Linked DNA regions of Homo sapiens: regions 2, 3 and 4 are each linked to region 1. The links are chromatin loops, found by intact Hi-C in ENCODE. Cell type or tissue: mammary epithelial cell. All regions are shown on one strand. Region 1 overlaps CLEC16A (C-type lectin domain containing 16A). Region 2 has its middle 55 kb from the start of SOCS1. Region 3 overlaps CLEC16A (C-type lectin domain containing 16A). Region 4 holds the start of LOC105371081 (a long non-coding RNA gene).

Evidence for each region. A loop is a pair of places that touch in the nucleus more often than their neighbours do. Peaks named below come from ENCODE experiments on the same cell type or tissue, not always from the same donor. Only the 100,000 strongest peaks of a DNase experiment are listed, where the experiment ranks them.
Region 2: it touches region 1 in a loop (8-fold over the local background); 3 of 110 quality-filtered maps call a loop at or near these places.
Region 3: a loop joins it to region 1, with 4 times the contacts of the local background. A loop is called at or near these places in 3 of 110 quality-filtered maps.
Region 4: a loop joins it to region 1, with 5 times the contacts of the local background. A loop is called at or near these places in 9 of 110 quality-filtered maps.

The regions. Positions count from the first base shown.
Region 1 is chr16:10,968,470-10,976,469 of GRCh38, forward strand. CLEC16A (C-type lectin domain containing 16A) reads left to right here. Exons shown (of 24, transcript NM_015226.3): 4 at 692-840; 5 at 2,656-2,761; 6 at 4,085-4,090; 7 at 4,469-4,592. Among named protein-coding and RNA genes, the nearest start is that of CLEC16A, 28 kb to the left of the region's middle. RefSeq lists silencers at 3,063-3,357, 3,681-3,858. In mammary epithelial cell, a CTCF peak has its summit at 3,194 (motif pointing right); a DNase peak (open chromatin) is centred at 3,262.
Region 2 is chr16:11,196,938-11,204,937 of GRCh38, forward strand. No RefSeq gene overlaps it. Among named protein-coding and RNA genes, the nearest start is that of SOCS1, 55 kb to the right of the region's middle. RefSeq lists enhancers at 4-513, 514-1,022, 2,059-2,559, 4,327-5,526, 5,519-6,315 and 1 more. In mammary epithelial cell, no CTCF peak of the experiment used is centred here; DNase peaks (open chromatin) are centred at 2,114 and 4,904; H3K27ac peaks cover 1,913 bases.
Region 3 is chr16:11,178,518-11,186,517 of GRCh38, forward strand. It overlaps CLEC16A (C-type lectin domain containing 16A), which reads left to right. Exons shown (of 24, transcript NM_015226.3): 24 at 1-3,669. The coding sequence ends at 173. Among named protein-coding and RNA genes, the nearest start is that of SOCS1, 74 kb to the right of the region's middle. RefSeq lists enhancers at 2,191-2,350, 3,107-3,992, 3,993-4,879, 4,845-4,974. In mammary epithelial cell, no CTCF peak of the experiment used is centred here; a DNase peak (open chromatin) is centred at 3,124; H3K27ac peaks cover 477 bases.
Region 4 is chr16:11,130,421-11,138,420 of GRCh38, forward strand. The region is part of intron 22 of CLEC16A (C-type lectin domain containing 16A); the gene reads left to right. LOC105371081 (a long non-coding RNA gene) reads right to left here and starts at 4,630. Exons shown (of 2, transcript XR_001752081.2): 1 at 4,543-4,630. In mammary epithelial cell, no CTCF peak of the experiment used is centred here; DNase peaks (open chromatin) are centred at 3,091 and 5,181; H3K27ac peaks cover 565 bases.

The DNA of each region.
Region 1 (8,000 bases):
ATCACCCAGTTTTCATTGTTGGGCCCCCATAATGCATGACAAACTCTGACATCAGACCTAAGTTTGAATCCCTTCTCTGTGACTGTCTCTGTGCACGGGTAAGTTAACATCTCCGAGATGTTTTTGCTCATCTGCAAAATGGGAAGAATGAGCAGGATCATGTGATGGTTAATGGTCATGTAAAGCACTCAGCCTAGTGGCCGGCATGTAGTAGGGATTCAGCAGGAAGGGACCTTTATGCAATCATGTTGCTATATAAGGAGGAAAAAAACCCTACTGTGGCCTTCAGAGTTGATGATGTGATTTGTGATGGCAGAAGGGGGCAGCTTTTTACCCTCATTCATGGGTGGTTTGTGAAAATGCCCACACACCAGCTAATCTCCCCCTACTCCCAGCTCTTTGTTGCACTTTGCCATCAATGAAAAGAAAATGTTGGAGTGTCTTTTTTTTATTTGGTGTGGGAGGGCGGGGAAGGGCTGTTCTCTGGTGATGCCTTTGAACTTCCTGGTGACTGTACATTGAAGATGATCTCTTTGCTGGTTAAAAGTTAAGCTCTTCCCAGTTAGTGTGTTTAATCCCAGCAACCCAGAGGCTTACCTGATTCAAGTACATTAACGTGGTCATCTGCTTGTTACCTGGCTTATCTTTCCTCCAGCATGAGTTAACCTGTTTTGTTTTTTTCTCCCTCTAGATTATTTGCTCTCAAATAACTACGTAAATTCTATCATCGTTCATAAATTTGACTTTTCTGATGAGGAGATTATGGCCTATTATATATCGTTCCTGAAAACACTTTCGTTAAAACTCAACAACCACACTGTCCATTTCTTTTATAATGAGGTAAGTAATTGCCAGAGGGGCACGTGTGGGTGTAAAGCCACACGTGGCTTTTTTTTTTTTTTTTTACGGCAGCGCCTTATATCTGGATGGTCTTGTGTCTGTTTACAAAGCTCTTATATGCTTGTTATGATTTTCATGGCAACACTTTTGACTTTGGCATGTTTAAAAAATTTTTTTAATTAAATAAGTTACCTTTCTATTAAAAAAATGTAATTCTTTGTAGAGACAGGGTCTTACTATGTTTCCCAGGTTGGCCTTGAACTTCCGGGGCACAAGCGATCCTCCTACCTTGGCCTCCCAAAGTGTTAGGATTACAGGCATGAGCCACAGCACCTGGCCAGCCTTTCCATTGTTAATGTAAAATTCAGTTTGTTCTGAGAGCTTTATACTTGGTAGAGAGGAGACATGCCCAGATGTTGTCTTGGGGAAGTGTTGCCCTGTGGGAAAAACAGGAACTCCAGTCAGGGCTGGTTTTGTCACTTCCCTGCTGTGTCACCTTAAGGAAGTCCCAGTCCCTTTCTGAACCTCAGTTTCCTCATCTGAGAAATGGGGATAAGAATATACATCTTGTAGGGTTATTAGGGGTTAAATTAAATGAGATGATGTCTTCAAAGTGCCAGTATGTACATAGCTCCCTAAAAGCATAGACGTTGCTATTGTTGATAAGATAATGTCCCTGACATTCTTTGGGAGAATTATTAAAATGAACAACTTAAATAAATAAATTGCTCCTGTCCTCACACCTAAAAGGGGTTTGAACAATAGGGTCAATGTATCACCCACACCAAAAGGTCCAGGCACTGGTCGTGCTGGGGCTGGTTCATCCTGTGGTTCAACAGTATCAGCGAGGACCCAGGCTTTCCCATCTTGCTGCTCTGCTGACTATACAGCTGGCATCCATCCTCAGGTTCAACCCCTCATGGTCACAGGTTGGCTGCCACTGCCAAAATGCCTGATGAGATCACTTCCCTTCTTGTGTCCCTTTTTAACTTCCAAAGAAAACTTTCTCAGAAGGTTCTCACCAGCCTTCCCCTCATGTTTCCCTGCATCCCACTGAGTACTTCTTAGGTGTCAGGTGCTGGGATAAGCACAAGACCAGAAATGATCTCATTTAATCTGGAAACCATAAAGTAGATGTTATTATCCCCATGTTATAGATGTAGAAACAGAGGTTTAGAAATACTGCATTGCACAGGTTAGAAGTGGTAGAATGGGTAATGAACCCAGGTCTGACATTATCTGGACTCATTTTCTTTTTAATTATAATTTTCAAAGTAGAGATGAGGTCTCGTCACATTGCCCAGGCTGGTCTCAAAACTCCTGACCTCAAGCAATCCCCCCTCCTTGGCCTCCCAAAGTGCTGGGATTCTGGGCATGAGCCACCACTCCCAGCCAATCAATCAGTGATTACTACTACTACCACTACTACTGCTCTTTTTTCTTTTTTCTTGTTTTGAGACAGGGTCTTGCTCTGTTGCCCAGCCTGGCGTGCAGTGGCACGATCACATCTCACTGCAGCCTCCAACTCCTGGGCTCAAGCCAACCTCCCACCTCAGCCTCTCCCAAGTAGCTGGTACTATGGGTGTGCACCACCACACGGACTTGGACTCTTCTGTTTCTTCCATGGCTTTGCCTTCCTGTCCCTTTCTACATGCCCCATTGGGAATGAACCACTGACTTACGGTTCACATTGGCAACATTTTTTTTTTTTTTTTTGTCTTTTTCTGAAGTCTCTGATGGAATTCAGAGAGTTGGGGTGGGGCCAGGCCTGGCTTATGGGCTTATAATTTGTTTTCGTTATTTCTTTTGTTTTAGCACACCAATGACTTTGCCCTGTACACAGAAGCCATCAAGTTTTTCAACCACCCTGAAAGCATGGTTAGAATTGCTGTAAGAACCATAACTTTGAATGTCTATAAAGGTAAGTGTCCTCATGGGCTTGTGTCTCGGCTGATTTCTGACTTGGCAGCAAGCACTCACTCCCGTGTGTGTGCGTACAGTTCTCCGATTGTCACGAGGGAGCACATTGATGATGAGCCGTGGCAGCTTCTCTCATGAAAAACTTGGAATCCCCTAGCATTTAGCTGGCCGCTCATGGAAATCCTTGCCTTCTCCAGGCATGTCGAAGTCTTGCTCATGCTGCTACATAGAAGTAGGATGTCCTGAGAGGCACGTGTGGGATTCAGAGTGGCTATGTTTTAGAATTTGAGAAAGCAAAGTTGTCTTTTTAATGTGTCATTTAAATTTTTGTGTCTTGGCTTGTGAAATATACTTTAATACAGCTAAGGGGTAATTTGACTTTTAAGTAATATATAAAAGCATGTCACATTGTGAACAGCAGGGGGCAATGTTGTATTCCCAACAGGCTGCAAAGCCCAGCACTAACAATTCCTCCTTTCCCTCAAGATGTTCTTAATGCCCAAAACATTGCCCCAGGGAAAAAGCCATTCCCCCACTCTCCGCTGCACTGACACAAAGGCTGCCTGGCCACAAGTTTCCTGAACTGGAATTGCCCTTCCAAGGCGATGCTTGGAAGTTCTCTGCCTAATTCCTGGGTTATTTTCCCCGGAGTCACCACAGTGGAGATGGGACTATTTTCTCAGGGATGAAAGGGCTTTGACTTTCATGAGCCAAAATGTTATTACTCCCTAATGAGGGTGGGGGCTTCTCAGGGACTCACTCCAGCCTAGCACTGGGCTTACATTAAATTTAAGAACCTTTCTAAGAGCCCAACTGGACCCACCCAGGGGTCGCAAACTGAGGACCTGTGGGCCATATCCAGCCATCAGACATGTTTTAACTGGCTTAGTTTTTGAAAAAATGTGTAGTTGCCAGTATTTAAAAATTGGGAGATCTTCCATGATAATCTGGATTTGCACCTTGAAGATGTAGATTTGGCTAGTCAAGGCCCACAGTCCTGCAGTTGGGGGGGTCAGCTGGCACAGAAGCAGCTGCCCCTTTGGGGTCAAGGCCCGTGCTCCCAGGTCACACGCTGGACCTCTGGCAACTAGCCAACGTGGCAGGCTTGTAAGATTGTGACCCTGGTCCAAGCCACAGTTGGTTCTGCTGCCTCCTGCTCTGTTTTCTCCTGTCTCCTTCTAACCTTATCTCTCTGTGCAGATGCCTCCCACCCTAGTCTCTCTCCCTCTGAGCAGCTCTCTCACCTTCCCAGGTCCTAACCCTGTTAACTGTTGTCTGTTTTTTGCTTTTCCTTCAATGACGATTCCTGTGTTCCTTATTCCAGTGTCATGTAAGTTATTAACCTCTGGTTTTCTGCTTTCTTAATCTACCCTTATATGTAAATACCTTGCTTGAGAATGGTGTAATTCTCAGTGTAGTCTAGCTCAGTCTGCTACTGATAAGTAGGCTCTCCCATGCACCATTAATGTTTAGCCCAACTAATTTATTTTTAAGTATAAAATATCATAAGAACTGCCTTGATGACTATAGTTTTATGAATAAGATAAACATTTTTAAGTATTTCCAGGAAAGACAGACAATTTCAGATTATAGCAGAGGGCTTTTTCATTGTGGTTTTTGGGTTTTGCTTTGTTTTTGTTTTTTTTTTAATCTTCCCCAAGTTATTTTTGGTAGCTTGACTTTTTTTTTCTTCTGTGAATTTTCTCAGTGGATAACCAGGCCATGCTGCACTACATCCGAGATAAAACTGCTGTTCCTTACTTCTCCAATTTGGTCTGGTTCATTGGGAGCCATGTGATCGAACTCGATGACTGCGTGCAGACTGATGAGGAGTAAGTGACACCCCCAGGGCCACTCAGTAGATAGACAGGGTGGTTAGGGGAGAATTCTGTTTTCATCAAGGAAAAATAAACACAAGAACCGCACTTCCCTACCTCTGTGTAGGCAGAGCATGGACTTCCGTACTGTAAAAGGTCCTGCTCACCTATTTGTAATAATGAAATGCTGGAAACAACTCAGACGCCTCCCAGAGCAGGCGGGGTAAATCAATTCAGTACAGCCATAGATGGGGCTGCTACGCAGCTGGTGAGAAGGTCAAGGGGCTCTGTCAGCTGATGAATGCATTAACAAAATGTAGTCTGTCTGTACGATGGAATAGTGTTTGGCGATAAAAAGGAATGAAGTGCTGACACTTGGTGTGGCGTAGATGAACCTCAAAAGCATTATGCCTAGTGAAATGCCCAGAATAGGTGAATCTATAGGGGCAGAAAGTAGATTCGTGGTTTCCTAGGGCTAGGATGTTGTGTGGGGACATAGGAAGCAACTGCTAATGAGTATAGGGCTTTTTTTTCTTTTTTGAGACAGAGTATTGCTCTGTCACCCAGGCTGGAGAGCAGTGGGGTGATCATGGCTCACTGCAGCCTTGACCTCCTAGGTTTAAGCATTCCTCCTGCCTCAGCCTCCCAGGTAGCTAAGACCACCAGGCCTGTGCCACCATGCCCAGCTAATTTTTTTGATTTTTAGTAGAGATGGGGTTTCGTCATGTTGCCCAGGCCAATCTTGCATTCCTGGGCTCAAGCAATCCTCCTGTCTCGGCCTCCCAAAGTGCTAGGATTACAGGTATGAGCCATACATCCGGCCAAGTAAGGGGCTGCTTGCTTTTTTTTTTTTTTTTTTTTTTTTTTTTTTGAGACAGAGTCTTGCTCTGTCTCCCAGGCTGGAGTGCAGTGGTGCAATCTTGGCTCACTGCACCTCTGCCTCCTGGATTCAAGTGATTCTTCTGCCTCAGCCTCTGGAGTAGCTGGGATTACAGGCATGCACCACCACGCCTGGCTAATTTTTGTATTTTTAGTAGAGACAGGGTTTCACCGTGTTGGCTAGGCTAGTCTTGAACTCCTGACCTCATGATCCACCCACCTGGGCCTCCCAGAAGTGCTAGGATTACAGGTGTGAGCCACTGTACCCAGCCATAAGGTGCTTTTTTTTGCAGGGGGGATAACAGTGTTCTAAAATTGACTGTGATCATGGTCAGGCAACTATGTGACTCTACCAAAAACCATTACATTGTGTACTTTAAATAATTGAATGTTATGGAATGTGAATTATACTTCAATAAATCTCTTTTAAAAAACAGATTAGGATGGTGGTTTTGTCCTCAAAGGGATGATTAGAAGTTCCAGAGCAGGATTTCTTTCCCTTGGCTCTATTGACCTCTTGAACTGGGCACCATTGTTGGGGGGGCTGTCCTGTGCGTTGTAGGATTTTTAGCAACATCGCCAGCCTCTCTACCTGCTAGATGCCAGTAGCACCCCTCCCCAGTCGTACCAACCAAAAATGTCCCCAGACATTGCCAAATGTCCCCTTTAAGGCAAATTCACCCTCACTTGAGAACCACTGCTCCAGGGTGACAGCTTTGCCCAGGCCTAGTGAGAGGTGCACCTAGATGGGGTCAGGATGCTAAAGGGACCAGGGCAGACCCATTGGAGCAATTGGGAAAGCTAGAAGCCTTATGGATTTAAACAGTCATGGATGCGAGACATAATGAGACACTTAACTATAGAAAGAACAAAGTTATACAAGCAAGGAAATGAAATCATAGTCCTCTATTTGGCTCCACAGGGAATGTTATGACATCAACCCCAATTACTGATAACTACTTGTGGGGAAGGGGCAGAGAGAATGGAAGAGTTCTGTCATAACAGGAGGTCAATAGATAATACCTAAAATGGCTCAATTGCAAAATAGGAGTCCATGCAGATTTTCTAGAAATATGGGAGGAACTATCTGCAGAAACAAGTAACTGCCTCTGGACAGTGAGGAGAAGTAGAGGAGGGCTGGGTGCGGTGGCTCACACCTGTAATCCCAGCACTTTGGGAGGCTGAGGCGGGCAGATCACTTGAGGCCAGGAGTTGAAGACCAGCCTGGCCCCATCTCTACTAAAAATACAAAAATTAGCCAGACATGGTAGTGCACCCCTGTAATCCCAGCTACCAGGGAGGTCAAGGCAAGAGAATTGCTTGAACCTAGGAGGTGGAGGTTGCAGTGAGCTGAGATCGCACCACTGCACTCCAGCCTGGGTGACAGAGCAAGACACTGTCTCAAAGAAAAGAAAAAAACAGTGGAGGAGGCGAGTCTGGGCCAGGAGCTGCTCTTTTTCATTATCAGCTTATCAATGCTATTTGAGTTTTAAACCTAGCTGCATATATTACTTTGATATTTTTTAAACCAAAGTATTAAAAAGTGAGGCACTTTAAATATACCATTAGAGAAAATGTTCCAAAGTATCTTATTAAGTGGGAGAAAAGTGCAAAACATTGTGCATAAATGTTCTAGGTCTCAGGCGCACGGTGGGTTCATAGACATTCATTATACTGTTAGGCTTTACAACATGTATTTGCTGTAAATATTTACCAAATATCTTTTTTCTTTTCTTTTTTGAGATGGAGTCTTGCTCTGTCACCCAGGCTGGAGTGCAATAGTGCAATCTTGGCTCACTGCAACCCAATCTCCCAGATTCAAGTGATTCTTGTGCCTCGGCCTCCTGAATAGCTGGGACTACAGGTGCATGCCACCACCCCTGGCTAATTTTTTTTTTAATATTTTTAGTAGAGACGGGTTTCACCATGTTGGCCAGGCTGGTCTCGAACTCCTGACCTAAAGCAATCTGCCTGCCTTGGCCTCCCAAAGTGCTGGGATTACAGACATGAGCCACTGCACCCAGCTGAAATATCTTGTTGAAGTATAAGAAATAATTGGCTGGGCATAGTGGTTCATGCCTGTAATCCTACCACTTTGGGAGGCCGAGGCAGAAGGATCACTTGAGTCCAGGAGTTTGAGACCAGCGTGGGCAACATGGTGAGACCCCTCCACCCTCTATGAAAAATTTTTAAAAATAGTTGGGCATTGTAGCAGGTGCCTGTAATCTGAGATGCTTTGGAGGCTGAGGTGGGAGGATCCCTTGAACCTGGGAGGTTGAGGCTGTAATGAGCTGTGCTCATGCCACAGCACTCCAGCCTAGGTAACAAAACAAGACCCTATCTCAAAAAATAATAATAAATAAATAAAAGGAATAATTATCCAGAATTATGTAAAAGAAGCAGAATTGATCTTGTTTTTACTTTTTTTTTTTCAAGTATATACAGTTAGACGGATAGAAATGTGACATCTATATTTTAGATGTGACTACTACTAGGAGAGGTAAAAATGTAGAAAAAACAGACATTAGGGTTATAAGTCCCAAA
Region 2 (8,000 bases), 230 kb after region 1:
GCCGGTCTCGAACTCCTGACCGCGGGTGATCCACCCATCTCAGCCTCCCAAATTGCTGATATTACAGGTGTGAGCCACCGCGCTTGGCCAAAGATCATTTTAATACCAGGTAGGGAGTGTGGGAAGTGCCCGTTCTGGGGAGGTGAAGAAAGGAAGACAGCAGCCCTGGCTGGACCCTGAGTGTGTGGGCTGTGAAAGCCCACAGAGGATGGGAGTGGGCAGGTGCAGTGGAAATCAGACGAGCCTGTGAGCTGCTTCTTGTTGGGACTGGGAGCGACCCGTGAACACACAGGCTAAGAGTGGGCCTGAGACTGTGCCCACCCAGTACCCACTGCCTATAAGAGGTGCGTAGAAAAGGCCGGAAGTCCCCCTGCACCCAGGTCCTGGGAATCCCAGAACCAGCGAGAGGCCTAGGTGTCTGTGTGTCTTGGTTAGGGCAGCCTAGGTTGTGCTGCAGAGTCAAGCCTCAACTCACAGTGGCTCAGCACAGCCGGGCTGTGGTTCTGGACCCACCACGTGTCCCGCATGGGGTGGCAGGGACCGAGCCCATTATAGTCACTCAGGTTCCCAGGCTGATGGAGGCCTCACGCTCTTACAATGCTGCCGCCTCAACATGAGGTTTCAGGGCTTCCCACAGTGGAAGGAGCCTGGAGAGAGCCACCAGCTCTGAAATGACAGCCCAGGAAGACACAGGTTGCTTCTGCTCACATTTCACTCCGTGAAGCAAGGCCCAGGACCCCACTGACCTGCAAGGGGGCACACGCCCAGGAGGAGAGAACTGAACACCTTGGGGGATCTAGCAATGTCTCCCACACTCCAGAAGGCCCCAAACCCGAGAACCATGCTGCCCAGAATGAATGCCACAGTGGGACCAGCCACAGCCAGACAGATTCCACTCCAGGACACCCAAGGCCAGGCACAGCCCCAGAGCCAACCAGAGGCTCAGAAGACCCCTCTCCCATTAGGACGCCACCCCTAGGGAAAGGGATGGGGTGGGAAGAAAACAAAAACAGGAGTCCTGAATCAAAAGAGTGAGCCCAGAAAGAGACTATGCGAGAGCATAGAGACCTTTAAGTGACAAGAGGAGGGTCCCGGCCATCAGCAGGAATGGGCGTCGGGAGAGAAGAGAAACAAGCTGCCCTGCACAGCCCCACGCCAGTGGGCCCTGCTCCATGCATTTCCCACCCATCAGCTCCTTCTGCCCTCCGACCCTAGGAGCAGGCTCTGTTGTTCCCCCATTTCACAAAGAACCCAAGACCCAGGCAGGTTAGCGTAAGAATATGCCAAGGCAGGCAGATCGCTTGAGTCCAGAAGTTTGAGACCAGCCTGGGCAAAACCCCCATCTCCACAAAAAGTACCAAAATTCGCCAGGCAGGGTGGCGTGTGCCTGTATTCTCAGCTACTGAACAGGCTGAGGTGGGAGGATTGCTTAAGCCCAGGAGTTAGAGGCTGCAGTGAGTTGTGATCGCACTGCTACACTCCAGCCTGGGCAACAGAGCACGACCCTGTCTTTTTTTAAAAAAGGAAAGAAGGAAGGAAGGAAAGAAGGAAGGGAGGAAGGGAGGAAGGGAGGAAGGGAAGGGAGGGAAGGAACGAAGGAGGGAGGGAAGGAAAAAGGAAAGGGGAGGGGAGGGAAGGGGAGGGGAAAAAGGAGAGGAGAGGGACCAAGTGCTTTTCCTACAGTTTCTGTCTCTCCCACTGTGCCCCATGAAGTGGGTGCTATCATTGGCTTAATTGTACAGATGGTGAAACCGAGGGTCAGAGAGAGAAAGCAAACTGCCCGAGATCCCAGAGATGCTTAGGACTCAGGTCCCCCTGACCTCACAGCTCAGGCTCTCAATCGCTGACCCTCCATCCTCACTGCCAAAACCTGGATGCCTGCACAGCCTGGGCATACAGAGGAGCTCCACGACAGGGTCCCCTGTGGGCTTAGGGAGTGCTGAGGCCAGGCATGGAGCCCTTTGTCTGGCCGGGGGACAGACTGTGACGAGCAGGACCCTGCCCACTTCTGTGAAGGGAACCTCTAGGGAGCTTATTCCTAGAAGGAAGGGCCACACCCAGTATTGACTTGCCATTCACAGGTGCCAGTGACCGGGTGTGTCTCACCACGTGTCTGCTTCTGGGGAAGGGAGGGAGTGGTTAGGCAGACTCAGGCAGTGGCTCCTGTGTGTCCCAACCCCCTCGGCTACAGCAGACAGCTTGGGGACTGGCACCCAGGGGGATGGACTGAGCAGGAGGCCTGGATTCTGAGTCTCCTTTCCCCCCGCGCCACCCTGCATCAGACAGGGCTCCTCTGCCCCTCCTCGACATCACCACCTTCTCCATGCCTCAGTTTCCTCATCCACACCTCGGACACAGTAATGCTTCCTTCCTGGCATTAAGCAAGTGAAATGATGAAGTCATGTGTGGGGCCTCTAGGGCTCCAAGGAGCCAGGTTTTGATCCTGAGGGCAGTGGGAAGCCATGGTGAGGTTTCCAGGGAGCTAGTTAATACAGGATCAATGAAACTGATTTTAAAATATCTATTGATAAGCCCCCACTGGGTCTGGTGCCTCATGCCTGTAATCCCAGCACTTTGGGAGACCAAGTTGGGAGGATGGCTCAATTCCAGGAGTTTAAGAAGAGCCTGGGCAACATAACGAGACCCCATCTCTATCCAAAAAAACAAAAAAATTAGCCAGGCATGGTGGCACGCACCTGTGGTCCCAGCTACTCAGGAGGCTGAAGCAGAAGGGTCACTTGAGCCCAGGAGGTTGAGGCTGCAGTGAGCTGTGATTGTGCCACTGTACTCCAGCCTGGACAACAGAGCAAGACCCTGTCTCTAAAAATTAAATAAATAATTGCAATTTATTTATTTATTTATTTATTTTATTTTATTTTATTTTTGAGATGGAGTCTCACTTTGTCACCAATCTTGCTTCACCACAATCTCCGCCTCCCAGGTTTAAGCATTTCTCTGCCTGAGCCTCCCGAGTAGCTGGGATTACAGGTACGTGCCACCACACCCGGCAAATGTGTGTATTTTTAATAGAGACAGGGTTTCACCATCTTGGCCAGGCTGGTCTTGAACTCCTGACCTCATGATCCACCTGCCTTGGCCTCCCAAAGTGCCGGGATTACAGGCGTGAGCCACCACTCCCGGCCACAAATGTTTTTAAAAAGCTCAAAAGAGACCAGGCACAGTGGCTCACGCCTGTAATCCCGGCACTTTGGGAGGCTGAGGCAGGCGGATCACCTGAGGTCAGGAGTTCAAAACCAGCCTGGCCATCATGGCAAAACCCCATCTCTACTAAAAATACAAAAAATTAGCCAGGCACAGTGGTGCACATCTGTAATCCCAGCTACTCGAGAGGCTGAAGTACAAGAATCCCTTTGAGCCTAGGAGGCGGAGATTGCAGTGAGCCGAGATCACGCCACTGCACTCCAACCTGGGTGACAGAGCGAGACTCTGTCTCAAAAATAAAAAAAGTGAAAAATAAAAAGCTCAAAGAAAAGCAAATTCAGGGGTCACTAATAAAAATGGAACTCAAGGTGGAAGGGTGGGGTGGGGAAGGGGAAAGGGACTCAGACTGGCCTTGATCCCTGGTCATGACTTTCGTGGGAGCAGGAACAGAAACCCCAGTATGAAGGCAGGACCCTGAAGGGCTTCCCCCATCCCATGGGAAGGTACATCACCCTCTGCCCAGCCTAGGAACAGCCCGAGATTGGATAGCGGGAAGTCTAAGAAATTGAAAGTCTGAGCCTGGGAGTGTGGGGGTGGGGCAGGGCAGGGGAGACTGAGGTCTGGGTTGATTCTACTCTGGGTTGCTGGAATCTCATGCCGGGAATTCAGTGTGAATGCAGGTCCCCAGCTGGTGAAATCCCTGGAGTATTACTCAAACTCAACGCATCCCTTTTGGGAAACGTCTCGTCCTGAGGGGTGTGGGAGCCCAAACGTGCACAGGCACACGCAGCAAATCTCCCCGCTGAAGATGAGCTCACAATAAAGCTTAGAAACCACCAGAAAAATCCACCACACGGGAGAATCCACAGACAGAGCATCAGGCACAGCAGGTCCATCTGGGTGGTCTGTGCTGGAGTGGCTTATAGATCTGATGTCAATATGAAATCGCAGCTCTGTGGCTGCAAAACCCCCTTCCCGTTTACACCCCCAAATCCTCAGTCACCACCGCTTCTCACAAATGCCTCATGGGAGCATGAGTTTTGTTTTGAGGGATACAGGGAAGAACTGACATTTCTGCTGGGGTCCACGGGATTGAGGAGCAGAGGGAGCCCATGTGCAGAGGTGGGACTATAGGAAATCCGGTCCAGTTCCGTACATTTGGGAGACTGGGGCTGGAGAGGCTGTGAGGATGTGAGTCCTTGGAAATTAGAGATCTGCAGGGGAAGGCTTGGCTTTCCACAGGGGATGGAACTCAGGTTTGGGGGCTCTTACTTAGCCTAAAGAGACACTCGACTCTCCCAGGGTCAAGGGGAGGAAGCCTGTGCTGGACCCAGGTGGTGAGCTGAGGTCCCTGCTCTCGTGGGGTGAGGCTGGCCTGGGTAACTTTTACCTGGCCACGTGGCTACAGGAACACAGAAGGGGAGGCACAGCTTTGGGGGACGGTGACTTTTTTTTCTAGAGACAGCAGCAGGTCTGGATTTGAATCCGGACTCCACAGGGCGTTACTGAGTTTTCCCATGCCTCAGTTTTCCTCTCCATGTAATGGGGGTAATAATAGCTCTTCCTCCAGGGCACTGAGAGGACTGAATGAGAAAACCCACTTGACAAGGCAGCTGGCCCAGAGGACAGGCTGGGCGAATGGTCATGGAGTTTATTACTAATGAATGAAGGGCCGGACCCACAGATGAGTCACACAAGTGAGCCACTGATCGATCTGATAACAATGAATGGACAAATGAAAGAAATGAATCAATGAATGAAATGCTCAGGGCCTGCCTCCCAGCACCACAGAGAGGGGACCTGGCCCTGGGGAGGGGAAGGAGGGCAGGAGAGGCCCACCCCCTGAGTCAGCTTCCAGCAGCTCCAGCTCAGAAAAAGTTCAGCGGCCAGGTGACGGACACATGGCGCACACCTGTGACGCCCCCCTTAATCACTCCCCCACATCGTGCCAAGGGGATCGAAGGATTCCCCTGAGTCATCTTCCTGCAGGCCAGCCTGCAGCTCCTGCAGCTCCCGGTTCCTCCCCCTGGCCCGGCAGAGGGTGATTAAGGGCTTTTTGGGGGAAATGACAGTTAAAAGACTCAGCAAGGAGTGTCCAGCCTGGCGAGTCAGGGGCTGTGGGCAGGACTCAGGAAGGGCCCCCTGGCCCCTTCCTGGCCTCAGAGGGAGCCTCGTCCGAGTGGCAGGGCTTGCTGATCCTTGAAGTGGGAGAGGGATAGCCCCATCCACCACAATAAGTAATAGGAATGACAATGAAAAGTTTGTTGGGCCAAATTCTGTGCCCAGGGCTGCTCGTTTGTTTCTTCATTTAGTCCTCAGCTCCCTACCGAAGGCAGCCGTCTGCTGAAACCATAAGAAATTGCTGATTGCCTGTCTGATCTTGACCCACAAAAATGGCAATCTCATGTGTCATTCGATCTAATAGTCCCATTATTCCTATTTTGCAGAAAATCACGGCTCAGAGAGGCTGAGCAGCCTGCAAAGGAGAGCCAGGGATGCTGCCACCCAAGCCTGGGAGAGCCTTGGGGTGCCCAGGCTTGGGGCTGAGGGAGGCTCCTGGTCTGGGAACAGAAGTGCCCAGGGGACACTAGAGCAGAGCTAGGCTGCACCTGCCCCCTGGGGGAAGGGAGGTGGGGCCAACACTGGGGACGCAGGGCTCCCTCCTGGCGATCCCCAGGCTGGGGGAATTTGGTGCTGGGGATTTTGAGCAGTTAGAGGCTGGGTAGGGGCTTTCTTGCCTTCTGGCTGGGGCCCCGTGGGAGTGGGGGAGTTGGGGCTGCATCCATCTGTCCATCCATCCAGGGAGTCTCTCCAGTGGTGGCCGTCACTGGGGCCGTCTGCAGAGCCTCTCTGGGGCATTAATTTAACATGCAAAGGGGAACCCAGGGAGAGGGCAGTGCTGAACCCAGAGGGAGGGGGTGGGTGATGGTGGCATTTTGGGCAGACTTCAGTATGGTTTTCTCCCCAGAGAGTGTCTTTCTAGAACGTCTTTCTAGACTCCTGGGACACTGGTGTAATTGGCCTGTGAGGCCAACCAGCCCCAGATGTTTCTGGGAATTTGGAGACCTGCCCCCTGCAAGGGACTCAGATGCTTTCCGTGGAAGGGGCCAGGGAGGGGAAGAGGCACCAAGGTCTCACTGAACCGTCGTGGTCACTCTGAACATTCATGCCACTTGGCATGAGCCCTTCACTCTCCAGACTGTAAAATCAATACCTGGCCCAAATAGCAACAACAAAGAGCAACAATACCCCTTACCCCATCCACGTGGCACCTCCTGTCTGTCTCCAGGGCGCTGCGCTTCATTAAGCACCACACACCCAAGAGCTCAAGGGAGTCTCATGACTAGGCATCTGCAGGGGCTCCTCTGTTTCTCATCTTTCAGGAAACCAAGGAAAAACAGAGAGGTTGAGTAACTTGTCCAGAGTCACACAGCTCTAAGAAGTAGAGTCACCTACTCCAGAGGCCAAGGCAGGAGGATCAGTTGAGCCCAGGAGTTCGAGGTCAGCCTGGGCAACATAGTGAGACCCCCATCTCTTTAAACACAAAAAAGTGGAGTCAGAAACCAAACCGAAGGACTCTGGACCCTTGTACTCTTGGCTGCACACATCTTACCCTCCTGAAGAAATGTTTGCTGAGATTACAGACTTGGTTAAATTCATGACAGTCCATCTATGCCATGGGGCCATTAAAATAGTGATTTGGAGGCCAGGCGAGGTGGCTCACACCTGTAATCCCAGCACTTTGGGAGGCTAAGGCAGGCAGATCATCTGAGGTCAGGATTTCAAGACCAGCATGGCCAACATGGTGAAACCCTGTCTCTGCTAAACACACAAAAATTAGGCGGGCATAGGCCGGGCGCGGTGGCTCACGCCTGTAATCCCAGAACTTTGGGATGCTGAGGTGGGCGGACCACAAGGTCAGGAGATTGAGACCATCCTGGCTAACACGGTGAAACCCCATCTCTACTAAAAATACAAAAAATTAGCCCAGCGTGGTGGCAGGCACCTGTGGTCCCAGCTACTGGGGAGGCTGAGGCAGGAGAATGGCGTGAACTCGGGAGGTAGAGCTTGCAGTGAGCTGAGACTGCACCACTGCACTCCAGCCTGGGCGACAGAGCAAGACCCCATCTCAAAAAAAAAAAAAAACAGGCGTGGTGGTACATGCCTGTAATCCCAGCTACTGAGGAGGCTGAGGCAGGAGGATCGCTTGAACCCGGGAGACAGAGGTTGCAGTGAGCCACCACTGCACTCCAGCCTGGGCGACAGAATGAGACTCCATCTCAAAATAAAATAAATAAAATAAAATGGTGATTTGGAGTATTGCTTCCCTGGGAAAATGCTCATGGTATGTGTATCCTTAGAGGAAAAAGCAAGTTGTAAGAGTTTGGAAACCATAACCCCATTTTGTTCATTCAAAAATTATTTGCATAGAAAAATGACCAGAAAACAGTTACAAATTACAATGTTGGCAACGATGATGCTGAGGAGGAAGAGCAGGGGCCCATGGAGAAGGACAGGGTCCATACCACCAGGTATGTGCCACCACTTTTTCCTGTGATGCCAGGAAAGGGGGCATCCCCATTGCTAGGGGTCTGAAGACCTGGAGTGAGAGAGAGAATGGCTGTGCCCATGACTGGAGGCTCAGGGCTCTGAGAGGTGGAGTCAGGGGTCTGTGGGGGAGGCAGTGGGTGATCCCTCAACCACGTGGCTTGTCCTTCCCACGCCTGCAGAGAAACATTGGTCACCCTGCCTTTGCCCCAGCTGGCTGCTTTCCTGGGATGTGACCTTTCACGTTGGTGGCCAAACCTGTCCATCCTTGACACTAGCTCAGACATCCC
Region 3 (8,000 bases), 210 kb after region 1:
ACACGGCTGACACGCTGAGCGTCGAATCGCTGACCCTTGTCCCCCCAGTTGACCCCCACAGCCTCCGCAGCCTCACCGGCATGCCCCCGCTGTCCACGCCGGCTGCCGCCTGCACAGAGCCCGTGGGCGAAGAGGCTGCATGTGCTGAGCCTGTGGGCACCGCTGAGGACTGAGTCAGTGCCGGGGCCTCCCTTTGTGTGTGTGGCCCCGCTGGTAGGGACCCCAGTGCCGCTGACTGGCAAGACACACTGGGAGCACCCACCATTCTGTGCGGCCCCCAGCAGCCATCTCAACCACCTATCCCTGCGCTCCCTTGAATGGGAAGAAGCCCCACGTTGTCCTTGAATTCCTTTTTCACTTTGCATCTCTTCACGTGCAGGCTGGGACCAGCGGAGACACCGCGGCGAATGCAGATGACTGCACCGGCCACTCAGGGAGCTGCCTGGGCTCCGTGTCTCTGAGCCCCGGGTGGCAGGACCCACCGGCACCTCTTTCTTCCTCTGTCATATGGCTCCTCTGTCACCAGCCCCAGTGTGCACAGAAGAATTGGACCAGGTCACTGTACGTAGAAATTTGTAGAAAAGCAGACTTAGATAAACATCTCCTTTGGATATTTATTTCCGCTTTTGGCAGCAGGTGAACATTTATTTTTAAAACTTCTATTTAAAAGAAGTCCAAAAACATCAACACTAAGGTTTGATGTCATGTGAAAAGTGTAATAATAACAGTTAAGATTTCATGATCATTTTCACTGGACCTTTCCTGATATTTTGTTTCAGAGTTCTTAGTGTGGCTTTTTCCATTTATTTAAGTGATTCTTTGTTACTCACTAACTCTGCAAGCCTGTGGAATAATGAAGTACCTTCCTGGAAAGTTTGGATTATTTTTTAAACAAAAACAAGGGAGATACATGTATTCTCAGGTACACACAGAGCTGAGAGGGCTGAATGGTTTTCTGCTATAGCAGCCGAGAGGCCTCCCATCATGGAAAGATTTCTCCAGGAAAAGGAGGAATGTAGCCAGCTCCCCACTCAGGACGCTTCCTCATTTCTCTTCACCAAAACCAAACAGAGACAGCTTCCAGCACCTTCTTCAGTGTTACCATCTCTAAGAAGGAACCAGTTGGGACCGTGAAGACTCCCGACCCTGTGGCCATGATGGAAATCAAAGGAAGACACCCTCTACGTCACCTGCCCTCGACTGTGTGTGCCCACATGTGCCGAGAGATGGCCCAGAGCCAGTTCCCCTCCAGCTGCAAGGGCATGGTGTCCCCAGAGCTCTGAGTCTGTCACTCTCCCTCTGCTACTGCTGCTGATCTGAATATGGAAACCCCATGGTTCCCTTCCCCATTCGGACTGGGTGTGTACAAGCAAGGACCCAGATGCATCAGACACAGCCCCCAAGATGTTCCTTTCTACTCGGCCAGCTCGGGAGCCAGACACAGCACTCACAGCCCAGGCCGTGATCCACCCTCCCCAAGTCCACCAGGGCCAGCGGCCCCTCACCTCTCTGGTCACTGGTGAGACCTTCCACAACTTTCCTCCAGACCTGCCAGCAGATGTGCCCACCAGGGGCATTAGGTATCCGCCGGAGCCTGGCCATAGGGTAGTCTCGGGAGCCGCGCTGAGATCTTTTGCCACCTGCATTTTAGAAGAACATGGTCTCTGTCTCCTCGGCCCAGCCAGCTGTCCCGGCAAGGCCTGCCGAGGGCAGTTTTCAACCTCATGAAGGAAACACAGTCCTGCCAAGGAGGGGGAGTGGCGCCCATGGGGACAGGCCTCAGTCCTTAGAAGCCCTCTGGGTAGCTGTGCCCACCCAGCCTTCATGGCTGCAGGTACAAGGACCTTTGCTTCCATAGAGAAAACGCACAGCTCAGAAAGGGGGCCACATGGGCAGAAACCCAAAGGAAGGACAAACCACGACCACCGTGGCCATCTGCAGAATCCCTGGAAGAGAAGGAAGGCAGGGTGGAGCGGGGGGAAGACCATCATGGAGAGAAGGACCACAGCATCAGGAGACGGGACACGCCACACCCAGCAGGCAGCCTGTGTGTTGCTTAATTTTTTAAGAGCAAGAGGGGTAGAGAGGATCAAGCTGGCCCTGGCTGGAGATGGCTAGCCCCTGAGACATGCACTTCTGGTTTTGAAATGACTCTGTCTGTGGGGCAGCAGAAACTAGAGAAGGCAAGTGGCTGCCCCACCCCAAGGCGTGACCAGGAGGAACAGCCTGCAGCTCACTCCATGCCACACGGGTGGGCCACCAGCCTGCTGTCAGAAGTCTCTGGGCTCCAACTGGTCTTGTAACCACTGAGCACTGAAGGAGAGAGGTCTTGGTCAGGGCTGGACAGCATGCCCGGGAGGACCAGCAGAGGATTAAAGGTGACTGGGAGGACCAGCGGAGGATAAAAGACACTGCTCAGGGCAGGGCTTCTACCCTGCATCCCTGGCCAAGAAAAGGGCAGTCCCCATGTGGGCTTGCAGGGTCACTCTCAGGGGCCTCTTTCAGCTGGGGCTGGCAACTTGCGTCTGGGGGACACCTCCAGGTGTGTGGGGTGAGGATTTCCTATAACCAGGGCTCCCAGAAGCTTTGCTTATGTAAGGAGGTCTGGGAGCCAGCCCATTGGAGGCCACCAGCCATTTTGGCTTCAAAGGACCCCACCTCACCCAGGTCTCAGCGGCAGTGGGCACAGCTATGTCTTCAGGAGCTCCCGTCAAACCTCATAGCTGGGGCGCTCCCAGACAGGCCAGTCCAGACAGGACACGCTGGGCCCCTGGCATCCAGAGGAAGAGCCAGGAGTGTGGGAAGGCCCACAGTGGGGGCTGTGGCTTCTGACACTCAGGTCATAGCCTCAGAGGTCTGAGGTCAGCCCCCACAGACCCATCCGGCCCGCCCCCCAAGTCCCTGCAGAGAGCACTTAGAGTTATGGCCCAGGCCCTGGTCCACCCTTCCCCTGTGCACCTCCGGCTGGGTTTGCCAAGTCAGGGAGCAGGGCTGGCCGCAGGAACTCCCAAACCTTGGCTTTGAATATTGTTGTGGAGGTGTGCTCGTCCCTTTCTGGACGTGCAAGGTACCTGTCCCAGCAGGTCAGATGGGGCCAGCTGAGGCGCTCCCCCAGGCAGGAAGGGCCAGCCTTCACCATCGCGTGGGATTGGGAGGAGGGGCCTCCGTGAGCAGCCCCTCCTCTGCCGCTGTCCCAGCCCAGTCCCTCTCCCGGAGCCTTGGCAGCCTCCCACAACCCAGACACTTGCGTTCACAAGCAACCTAAGGGGCAGGTGAAGAAGCGCAGCCCTGCCAGACGCGCTAGATTCCTCTAAGGTCTCTGAGATGCACCGTTTTTTAAAAAGGCGTGGGGTGAACTGATTTTGATCTTCTTGTCTAGATGCAATAAATAAATCTGAAGCATTTAATGTAGTCATCTTGACATTGGGCCTACACTGTACGAGTTCCTTATGTTTCCTTGAGCTAAAAATATGTAAATAATTTTTGTCCCAGTGAGAACCGAGGGTTAGAAAACCTCGATGCCTCTGAGCCTCGGGACCGCTCTAGGGAAGTACCTGCTTTCGCCAGCATGACTCATGCTTCGTGGGTACTGAACACGAGGGTGGAAATGAAAACTGGAACTTCCTTGTAAATTTAAACTTGGCAATAAAAGAGAAAAAAAGTTACCAAGAATGTAGCGTGCTGCTCCTGGGGGCTGTGGCAGGAGGCCGTGGCCTGGCACAGGGGAAGGTTCCCAGCCAATGACCCCTCATCCCGGCGCAGCTGCTTGGCAGGGGTGTGGTGGCTGGAGCCCCTCCCTCTCCCTCCTCCCCGCACCAGGTTCCCTCCCATCCCCAGGTTCCTAAGAGGTTGTCGGGGCTCATACAACCCGGGAATAACTGCTAAGGGGCAGTTGGCACCATCAGGAAATGTCCCCGCCCTACCCCTGCCGGGTACAGGGAGCGTGGTCCACATTCTGCATCTTTTCCCTGTTGGGCAGGTGGCTGCCCATCCAAGCCTCAGGCTCTGCATCTGTGGATTTGGACAGCCAAGCCCTACCTCGCAGGACAAGCGTAGCGAGCAGCGTCATTGTTGCCAGGCTGGGCCGAGGGAAGCAGGAAGGCTCCCCACCGAGGACAGAGGTGAAGTGCGGGGGTGGACATGACTCGGAAACACCAACGTCCACCAGCGTGAAACCCTGAAATCCCTGGAAACAGGATCACAGGTTCTCAAAATCTCACCATCCAGCTTAAACCCTACCCAGAAATGGCAGGGAACTTCTGGGTCTTGAGAGGATAACCAAGTTGAGTCGAGAAAGAATGAACAAGGGACCCCCTTCCCCCACCGCATGCCAAGGGTTGGGGTTATGCCAACAGAAGGAGGAAGCCACTGCCCAGGGCAGAGCTGCCCTCCCATGCCCCCGCCTCACCCGGGTCTCAGGCCTCGTGGGCATTTACATGTCTGAGACCCGCTGGGTGACAGCTCCTCCCTCCTTGCATTCCCAGCCCAGGTTCAAACCCAGGGGTCGCCTGGGGCTGGTTGAGAGGCTGGGGCCACTTCTCTGGTGCCCCCAGAGCATGTCTGTATATCCCCTGCTCTGCGGTTGGAAGTGGCCTGCGTATACCGGCTGCTGTCAGTGTTTTCCCCAGGGCCTCGGGAGGGTTCCCCTCGGTAGCCATGAAGCGAAGCCTCGCAGGGTCCAGTGATTATGCCCAACAGGCCCAGAGCGTCCTGACTCTAGCCGGAGGGCGGGGCCAGCAAGGGCAGGTGGTAGTGACCTGCCTGCGGGTGACCTCTAGGGGAAGACCGATTGCCGGCCAGCCAGCTGCTGGAAACCCCCTTCCCCCACGTCCTACTGCTCTGTGGCACTTCATGGCGTTGGGAAAAAACCCTTAACGTCTAAAGAGCTTTTCTCCAAAGGAAAGTTGGTTCTGAATCACCCATGGGGTGAAGGGGCTTCCTGGGGATTCACTTAAGGCTGCCCGATGGGCAGTGTGAAGCTTCCCTTCCCTCCACAGGCCCCGGGGCTGCTGGCCCTGCTCCAGCCCTGGGTCTACCTGCCCCACTTAGAGACCAGCCACCTGGGCTCCCAGGCCGTGCGCCTGCCTTGGGGCCCAGCCTGCTCTGCAGGTCCCTGCAGTCCTGACACTGCCTGGCTCAGTCTGACTTCCTCCCAGAGGGCAGCACGTGCCCCCTGAACACATGCCTGCCGCCTGCCTGTCACCTCCACTGACGCTTCCTTGCCCTTTTTTTTTTTTTTTTTTTTTTGAGACGGGGTCTTGCTATGTTGCTCAGGCCGGAGTGCACTGGTGTGGTCCCAGCTCGCTGCAGCCTACATCTCCCAGACTCAAGCAAACCTCCCAACTCAGTCTCCTGAGTAGCTGGGCCTACAGGCAAGTGCCACCACACCTGGCTTTGCTTCCTTGACTCTTGGTTTGCCCTTTAAATTCAATTTTTTTAAGAGGAAGACTTTTCGCTGGAAACAGAAAACCAGCACCACTGCAGCATTCATTTCCTAGGGCCGCCATGACAAATGATCACAAACAGGGCAGCTTAAAACAGTAGATATTTACTCTCCCACAGTTCTGCAGGCCAGTCTAAAATCAAGTTGCCAGCAGGGCTGCTCCTCCTGGAGGCTTAGAGGGAGAAGCTGCCTCCTGCCTCTCTCCCAGCTCCGGTGGCTCCGGCACTTGGCGTTCCTCGCCCCATGAGTGAATCACTCCAGTCCCTGCCTCTCCCCACAGCACCTTCTTCCCCGTGTCTGTGTCAAATCCCCCTCTCCTTTCTCTTGAAAGGACAGCAGTCATTGGATTTAGGGCCCGCCCTGATCGACGGTGGTCTTAACTCAAGATCCTTCATTTCCTCTGCAAAAACCCTATTTCCAAATAACGTCACATTCACAGGGACCAGATTCAGGACATGGACACCTTTTTAGAAGGGCTCACCATTCAACCCATTACCCTTGCCAGAAATTAAAGATATAAAAACAAATGCAGCACAAGCAAATCCATATCATTAAATTTTTAGCCAGGTCCTAGCACCTGCCACAGGCTCTGGGCCCAGCCTTGCCTGTGCCATTAATAGGGGAGGCCTATTGGCGCCTAACCAAGATTTTCTCAGTGATAGGATCAGAAGAGCTAAAACGCCGGGCATGGTGGCTCATGCCTATAACCCCAGCACTTTGGGAGGCTAAGGTGGGCAGATCACTTGAAGTCAGGAGTTCGACACCAGCCTGGCCAACACGGTGAAACCCCGTCTCTACTAAAAATACAAAAATTAACCAGGCCTGTGGTCCCAGCTACTCAGGAGGCTGAAACAGGAAAATCGCTTGAACCCAGGAGGTGGAGGTTGCAGTGAGCTGAGATTGCACCATTGCACACCAGCTTGGGCAACAGAGTGAGACCCTGTCTCAAAAAAAAAAAAAAAAAAAATGCTGACAGAAGAAAAGAACCAGCTCACTCTGGGACTAGGGTATTTAAGTCTGAGTCCTTGTACCCCTAAATGTCATCCCAGATCAGAGATGCCACTATGACACACACATATCACAGTGTGTTGCGAACTGTGGAATTCTTTTTTTTTTTTTTTTGGAGACAGGGTCAAGCTCTGTCACCAAGGCTGGAGAGCAGTGGGGCGGTCATAGTTTACTGCAGCTTCAACCTCCTGGACTCAGACGATCCTCCTTCCTCAGCCTCCCAGAGAGCTGGGACCACAGGCACATGCTGCCGCTCCTGGTTAATTTATTAATTTTTTCATTGCGAGAAGGTCTCACTTGTGCAGGCTGATCTCAAACTTCTAGGCTCAAACAGTCCTCCTGCCTCAGCCTCCCAAAGCACTAAGACAAGAGGCGTGAGTCACAGCGCCCAGCCTTGCAATTCTTATTTCAGTTCTCCCTCTCCAATAGACTCACCCACAGGCAACGACTGTGTTTTATTTTCACCTGTTCTGTGGGAGCTGGGTGCAGGCTCTGGCCCATGAGCTCTCTGTGCATGTATGTTGGATGGATGGATGGACTGATGGATGGAGTCATTCTTGGATACAGTTCCAGATTCTTAAAGCCTGAATTCCATTCAGTTCTCCATGCCCATGGCCCTAACTTTCAGCCTCTCCCTATGTGTGCTCACTCTGGTGTCTTCCAGGCCTTACCAGGGCCAGCCAAAGATCTTCAGGAGAATTTGCCCGGGCCAGGTTGCCAAGGGTAGGAGTGTTTGAGGGCTTTCCTCTGCCACCATCAGAAATTCTGTGTCCCCCAACCCTCCACAGGTATCTGAGCTGAGACCGAGCTGCTGCTGGTATCTCAGTGATGAGCGAGACCTCAAGCAGGGTGGAGTAGGTGGCAGTGCAGGCTTTGGAGTTGCTGACGAGGTTCAAGTCCCTGCACCAATGCTCCCCATCCCTGTGGCCTTGAGTACATGGTGAAACCGCATGAGGCTCAATTTCCTCATCTGTAAAATGGGAACCTTTCTGGCAGTGTCCTTGCTTGTGTAGATGAAGTGGGGGCAGGTAAATCAAGCACCTGTACCCAGCCTGGCACATGCAATTTCAGCCAGGGGGTCTCACCAGCGGCCCAGCCAGAAAAACAGGCTTCAGCCCAGGCCCAGGCCCCCTCAGTTACATGTACCCCCTGAGGTACAAAGCCAGCACCTGTGGGGTACAGCTGAGCCCTGGAATTTTTTAAGGTCCCCAGCTGATCCTCAGAGGCAGCTGTGATGATTCAGTTTATGTGTCAGCCTGACTGGGCTAAGGGGTGCCCAGATAGCGGCATGACATGATTTCCAAGTGTGACTGGGAGGGTGTTTCTGCAAGAAAGTAGAATTTGCAGTAGGGTGAGGTGGCTCATGCCTGTAATCCCAGCACTTTGGGAGGCTGTGGTGGGTGGATCACTTGAGGTCGGGAGTTCGAGACCAACCTGACCAACACGGTGAAATCCTGTCTCTACCGAAAATACAAAAATTAGCTGGGCGTGGTGGTGGGCACCTGTAGTCCCAGCTACTCAGGAGGCTGAGACATGAGAATCGCTTGAA
Region 4 (8,000 bases), 160 kb after region 1:
ATCCCTCGGCTAAATTTCTGTCACCAAGCGAGCAAGATGTGTGTCCAAGGACCATGTACCCAGGTGACAGATTTAGGTTGGTTGCATATCAACTGAATTTCACCACCCTCCTCCTACTCAGAGTTTTACAGAAGCCACAGAGTAGTGACACGGGGAGCCGGGCAGTGGAGGGAGATTCGGTCATCAGAAACCTGGCCCAGGTTGGCCTCTGATACTGTGACATGTCACCATTGCCATCAAGGGCCCGTGGGTGCTGGGGCGTGACCACTTCCCACCCTCCACAATGGTGCCCCTCCCCATAGGCCGCACAGCGCATGGAGTCCTTGCTTCTGCCTAGATAATAATTCACAAGGAAGAAAACAACTCTGGCTGCTGCCTCGGGGTGGCTGCCAGACAAGGGTGTTTTATTAGGACACATCTTCCGATTTTATCTGCGGGCCCAGGTAATTGTCATAGAGCAGTTTGTCTCCCCTTTAGAAGCTATAAACGATTGTATTTGATGAAAATATGCCTTTCATTTCCTTGGATGAGATATTAAAGTAGTGTATAAATCAGGGCTAATAGGTGACTAGCCACTTTGGTGTATTTTTCTTCTTCCATTTGGCTCAGAAAAAAAAAATCACAAGTTCTATTTATTGGCTGGTTTTATGTTGATGGCTCTCACCCTCACAGAATGTTCAGCTTCACGAGGGATTGTGCGTGCGCCTGGCCAAGGAGGGGGGTCAGTGGCGGCCAGTATGTGGGGGTGGGCAGGCATGGCCAGGCCTAGACTCTAGCCTGAGCACTCTGTGGCTTTGAGTGCCATGTTGCTGTGGTTAGTGCCTCATGGACCTGGCCCATGGCAACAGCTGCTTCTAGAGATAGAATCTGTCATGATGGGCAGGGTGTCCAAAACTCGCCTGCAAGGCCACCCTTTCCATAAACTCCAAGTGGACCAGCAGACCCCAGAGCAGAAGCTGTTCCCCAGAAATGACCCAGGGGTGTCAGGGGCTACGGCCTCCCAGAACAGCCTTGCTCCTCACTCTGGGCTCCTACTGGCCCAGAGGCTGCTTCAGGAGGCCGCAGGGAACCAGAGCTGCTTACAGGTGTTACCCTGGTGGGTTGGTGGGTGTGGGAAGGGCTGGCAGAGCACACAGCTCAGAGGAGCAGCCAGGCAGGTTGACATCTCCTGGCCCTTGCAGATGAGGGCTTAGTGACATGACAAAAAAGTGACCTGTTCCCACCTGGTTTACCATCAACCGCTCCCCACCAGCCTGTTAACTCCGGGACAGGGACTTCTCTGCCTCTTCTGCTGCTCTCTCCTTAAAACCCACCAGCCCCTCCTGTCACCAGCCCCTCTCTGTGGCCCATGGTCCCATGCAGTCTGGCCCCTGCCCTCTTCTGGGATCAGCTCCCAGCCCTCTCTCCCCTCGGCTCTCTGCAGATGACACAATCCAGCCCTTCAGCCGCACTGGCTGGCTGGCTGTGCCTCACCAGGGCCAAGTGCGTCCCATTTCAGGGCCTCTGTTTTCGTGCTTCCCTCCGCCTGGAGCCCTCTGCATGGCTGGTTCCTTCTCAGCACTCAGGGCTCTGCTCCGATACCTCAAAAAGGGGCCTTCCCTGAGTGCCCAGGTCACCCTAGTTCTCTGCACGGCAGCTTGTTTTTAATTGAGGTGAAATTTAACACAACATAAAACTAACCACTTGAAAGTGAACAATTCAGTGGCATTTAGAACCTTCCCAAGATTGTGCCATCATCCTCTCCTCTAGTTCCAAAACATTTCCATCCCCTCAAAAGAAAACCCCATAGCCATTAAGTAGTCATCGCCCACCCACCCCCCCCGCCCCCGCCCCCATCCAGCCCCTGGCATCCACTAATCTGCTTTCTGTCTCTATAGATTTACGTAGTCTGGGTATTTCATATCAATCATACAATCCATGGCCTTTCATGCCTGGCTTCTTTCAGTTTGCATCATGTTTTCAAGGTGCATCTATCCTTCTTTTAGCTGAATAATATGCATTATATGGATAGACGTTGTTTTGCTTCCACCTTCATCCATCAATGCACATTTGGGCTGTGTCTGCCTTTTGGCTATTGTTGAATGGGTTGCTGCGAACATTCGTGCACAAGCTTTTGTTTGAACGCCTGTTTTGTTTTCAGTTATTTCTGGTATATACCTAGGAGTAAAAAGTAGGTCATGTGACAATCTAACTTTCTGAGGAATTGCCAGACCGTTTTCCCATGGTCTTCATAGTCCTTAGCTTTAGCTGAAATTGCCTCTTGTATTCCTTGTTCTCTGACACTATCCTGCACTAGAATGGAAGGCACTTGGCCAGGGGGTGGGTACAGGGTTGTGGGGAACCTCGTTTGTCTTGTCCTTGACAGTGCTCATGGATGCCTATGAAGTAGTTGCTCAGTGAATACCGATGTGTGGGCGGATGGATGCATTGGTGGATGGGAGGCTGGGGGACAGAGGATGGGGCTGGAGGAATTGTTCAGTCTTGTTTTCCCAACAGACTGTAAACCCCTAAGGCCAGGGTATTTCTGTCTTATTCAGGTCTGGTACCCTGTGCCAGTTGGTGGTGGTTTGGGTGTGAGCTGGCAAGTTGGACTTCATCCCTTAAGGGCTAAGCTGGACTTTATTCACTTCCTGTCCCAGCTTCCTACTGGGTTTGGGGCTCCAGCTGTCTTGTGGTAGATATTTAACTCCCCTGTATCACCTGAGGTCAGGAGTTCGAGACCAGCCTGGCCGACATGGCGAAACCTCGTCTCTACTAAAAGTACAAAAATTATCCCAGTGTGGTGGCGGGCACCTGTAGTCCCAGCTACTCGGGAGGCTGAGGCAGGAGAATCACTTGAACCCGGGAGGTGGAGGTTGCAGTGAGCTGAGATCTTGCCATTGCACTCTAGCCTGGGTGACAGAGTGAGACTCTGTCTCAAAAAAAAAAAAAAATTTTTTTTTTGACTCTCCTGAGTATCTGGGCCATGCCTTGCTTTTCACCGGTGTTATCTTTATCAAAGGCACCTAAACCGGCAGGGTCAGTCACGTGACCCAGAGCACTTAATAGTTCCGTGGAAAAGCCTCGCCGGTTCCAGAGGCAGCCCTTGGCAGCTGAGTAACTTAGGAAGAATGCAGAAATGACAGTGTGCTATGAGCCAGCTGAGCTGACCGCAAAGCCTCTGACCGCCATCCAAAAAGGCAAAAAGAAAATTGATGTTTCATTCATAGACATCAGTTCAGACCTCCCCTGAGAATAACGTCCTAGGTGCTAATGTCATCTCATGGTGGCATTTTCCAGGAACTAATTTTTTAGTCCTCTTATTTTTCTTGTTTCTGATTATAAAACTGGAGCCAGTTCTCTCCTTGTAGCTCCCCAAGGCAAAAAATACCCTTTCTGGAGTCACACAGGAAGAAGGACCTGGGGCTTCCTCCAGCTTCTCCAGCCCGGTCTTAACCCTTTCCCAGCCTTCAGCTCACTGCTTAGAGACTTGGGCCAGCAGGTTAGTGAGGCGGGTCCGTGAGTTATGGAAATTTGATTCCTACCCTCAGGCCTTTTATAAAGCAAAATTTATTGAGCTGCTAAGCACTTTATGCATTATTCTTGTTCGAGCTTCCCAATAGCCCTCAGAAGGAAGATGTTACCATTTTCCCTTTCAGCAGGTCAGAAAGTGGCCTACCCAAGGTCACACCAGATACCCTCCCTCCAGCGTCAGACCCTGAGTCCCACCACCATGCTGAACCAACTTTTAATTCATAGCTAATGTGAATTCCCCTTTTCTGATTTTTTTTTTTTTTTTTTTTTTGAAAGAAGGGCCTAACAGCAGCCACCTAAGGCCTCACTGGTACCAGGCAAAACTACGTTGTCGGCTCCAACTCTAAGCATATTTTAGACAGAAAAATTTGTATCTATTTCTGGAAGTGTGAGCTATAATTTGGAAGAATTAACCATGTTGGGCACTTTATATGCACAAATTCTATCCTCCCGACCACCCTGGAAGCTGGTATCACTTGCTCTGCCTCACAGATAGGAAACTGAGGCTCAAAGCAAGACTGCAGAGCTCACATGAGATAGGCTGAGATCTGTACCTCCCCTTCCTGCCTCTAAATCCCATTTGCTTCAAGGCTGGCATTGGTGCAGGTTGAATATTCCTTATCCAAGATGCTTGGGACCATGAGTGTTTTGAATTTTGGATTTGGGGGAATTTTGGAATATTTGCATTATACTTACTTACTGGTTTAGCTTCACTAATCTAAAAATCCGAAATCTGAAATGCTCCGATGTGTGTTTCCTTTGAGTGTCATGTCGACACTCAAAAAGTTTTGGATTTTGGATTTTCAGATTTGGATTGCTCAACCTGCAATGACTGAGCTACTTCGCATGGCAGCTCTGCCTGTCTCAGAATGTCAGAGATCAGTAGGATAGGCCCTCCTTAGAGAGGGGCCTCAAGGGATGCCCCTGGTCTAGACAGAATGTTCCCTACTCCCCTCTTCCGTCATCCACCCTGGCATAGGCCCACATCCTCGTGCCCCAAGACCCACTTCCAGTGTTTCAAGGACAAACCTGCAAAGCAGCAATCCAGAAAGATGCTCCGTCCTGAGACCACCACTTCCAAACCAGGCTAGCGGTGCAGGGCTCGTTCCTGCACAGGTTTGTCCCTGGTGTGCATGAACAAAAAGCAGAAGGATGACTTCAAAATCCTGCCTGAACAAAAGCAGCAGGATTTGAGCCCCTTTCAAAGCTTTCTGGCAATTGCCTCTAAGAGATCAGCCTTCAAGTGGTGGGGCAGGGGTGTGGGGAACAGATCCTACTCAAAAATCAGCCCTGAGCTGAGTCCAAGGGGTCTCCTGTTTGCCAAGCCTCTTTTCAGGGCTCCAGAGCAGCTGTGGAGAGAGAGAGCCTCAGGGAATCTGGAGCTGGGCTCACACAGCCAGAGAAGGAACCGCGTTCCCGGATCCGGGCCTGCAAGGTTTCCCCACTCACAACATGCCCCCCAAAGACACTTTCCCAATAGACACAGTAGCACTTGTCATGGGGAGCCCTCTCTCGCTAAATATGGACACAGTAGGCAGGGCCAGCCATCTTGCCCAGATGCTTTTCTGGGAGGTGGAGGGAGGGGAAGAAGAGAGTTCCAAAGAACTGAGTGTTGCTTCACTCTTTGGGGTCATTACCTAACTCATACTGCCAAAGCGACTGTATGCCCGGGAGCCTTCTGGTCATAAGAGTGTGTCAGATGGCAGGGAACACTCCCTGGTTGCTAATAGAGAAGCCCGTGCAGTAGGTGGGGGGAGAGAACAAACCCCATATGCAATCTGCCATTTGACCTGGGCCATGCCTTAGAATGTTCTGTAGGCTCGGGTGGGCCCGCAGCAGGGCAGCCATGCCGGCAGCACAGCACAGGCCAGTGTCAGTGGCAGAGCGGGTGGCTTGGCCACACACCCCGTGTGCTCACCAGCACGGGCCTGGCCCCACACGTAGGATAGAGCTCTCCAGCCTCATCCTCCAGCCTCCTAGTCAAGCACATCTAGTGCATAACAGAAAAGACTGGAAGACACCAAGAAAAGATCGAACTTACCAAATCTTCCCACCCCAGGGTGTCCATGATCAATCCCAGCATCCTTTTTTTCATTGTTTTTCCTGTTCATTCACAATGGGGTTTCTTTTCCCAGCAGCAGAGTATTTGCCCAGGTGAGAAGCAGCAGAATGAAAGCACCCAGCACAAGCCAAAGAGTATGGGCCCAAGTCCCAGCCTTCCACCTCCACGGGAAAATTGTTAGGTGGCCTTGACCCATTTGGTTCACCTTGTTGGATCTCAGTTTATTCATATAAGAAACAGGGATGATGCTCGACAATGTGAGTGGACTTAAGAACTGAACTGTACTCTTACTAATGGCTCAGATGGTAGATTCTGTTATGTGTACCACAACCGAAAAACAAAAAATGGGATACAAGTGTCACCTCATTAGGCTCTTGTGACATAAAATGAGTTCATTCACCTAAGTGCCCAGAACAATGCCTGACCCATATAAAACGTGCAGCAAAGGTTAACTGCTCTTGCCATTTTGTTGTTGTTGTTGTTGTTGTTGTTGTTAGTTAAGGGCTGAGCCTTGGGACCCCAGAAAATAGGTTCCTTTTCTACACATTAATCAATTAGCACGAACAAAATTACGAATGCAGTAGTCCTTCTGCTGTCAATTACAAAGACATGCTGCAGTGGCACAGAGTTGCTCTTTCACAAAGACTTTCCCTGGGCGTTGGTAAAACACCGGGGTGTAATAGAGCAGGCAGAATTTTCCTCCTCACACAGAAGAGATCCTGTAATCTGCCTGAGGCCCCACAGCTCTCAGAGGCTGAGCCAGGGCTGGAGAAGAGCACAAATTGGGCCTCCAGCCCAGCACACATCCTGTCCCCTGGGGTGCTGACTGCCATCATTGGCACTGCGCCCATCTGAGCCAGGCAGTCCCCCGGAGCCTCACAACAGCTCTGGGAAGCTAGTGTCATTCCTCAGTGCCCAGTGTTACCAGCTCACAAGTGGCCAGCCAGGGCTCCCTGGTTTCCACTCCGTGAACCGCCATGCCCTCCGTTCTGAAGCATATTCAGAGGCAGAACACCTGGAAATCAGGTGAGCTTTGGGAACCCCACATATTCTTGCTGTATTCTACTCCATCGTGTGAACCAAGAGTACAGAAGTCATCAGAGAGCATGACTTGCATCTGTGTCTCAAGTCTGTATCTAAAGGAAAAGTCCATAAAATCACCCAAGGAAACATCCTAAGCCTTTTCTGTTGGTGTTTTTTTTCTTTGCTTCTGAATCATTTGTTTTATCAACCGCAAGTTCTCATTAACAGACAAGTGATAGGAGATGCCAAGGTGTGAAGGCCCCTTTATGGCAGAAAACCGAGAAACGAAAAATTCCTAGCCCTTAATTCTGTATGTAAGTTGATAAAAGTCCATCTTGATTTGATTTTTGCCTTAAAATCTCTCTGACTAGCTCAAAGACAATCCCCTGGAACAAGGTTTGGGAACCACTTCCCAAGAATTAGAGTGCCTTTGGGATCCAAGAAAATGAAATGCCAGCTGGGCGTGGTGGCTCACACCTTTAATCCCAGCACTTTGGGAGGCCGAGGCGAGTGGATCACCTGAGGTCAGGAGTTCCAGACTAGCTGGGTGACAGAGCGAGACTCCATCTAAAAAAAAAAAAAAAAAAAAAAAAGTGAAATGCCAACATGGTGAAATCCCATCTCTACTAAAAATACAAAAAGTAGCCGGGCGTGGTGGTGTGTGCCTGTAGTCCCAGCTACTCAGGAGGCTGAGGCAGGAGAATTGCTTGGACCTGGCAGGTGGAGGTTGCAGTGAACCAAGGTCGCACCACTGCACTCCAGCCTGGGTAACAGAGCGAGACTCCCTCTCAAAAAAAAGGGAAATGCAAATAAGCAGTATTGCCGAGTGCACAGTTGGTGGGAAGGAGAGTTAGTTCGTGAGGACCCACTAAGAATGGGAAAAACCAACTGAATCAAAAGGCAGAGATGCAGCAATAATGGTGCCTCAGAGACAGGCAGAAGCCATTTGATTTTCCACGTGGCCGTTTCCTTCATGCTGCTGATGGCCTCTTCAAAGCACGGCAGCTCCTGGGGGCCAGGGTACGGGACCGCCTGGTGGAGAAGAATTGGGGTAGGGAAAGAATTGGCATTTTTTAAAGGAACTTTTACAATTCCAAGGAAGTGACATGACAAACATGTTGACGAGGGTCAGGAAAAGGAAGGTTGGCTGAGCAAGCGTTTACTAAGGCCCTTGATGAATCAAATAAACACTGCACAGGGCTTACAGAGAAGCCTGGGGTCAGGGGGAGGGACTGTGAGCAAGTCTTGCCAGCTAGTGGGCTCTGTGGTGCTTCTGGCTTGGCACATGCAAAGGTGTGGCTGCAGGGTAGGGATGAACAGAGAGCTGGGAAGCTCAGCAGGGCCCGATAGCAAAGCGCTTTGTGAGCTTGCCCCATGGTTCGAATTTTATCCTAGAAGCAGC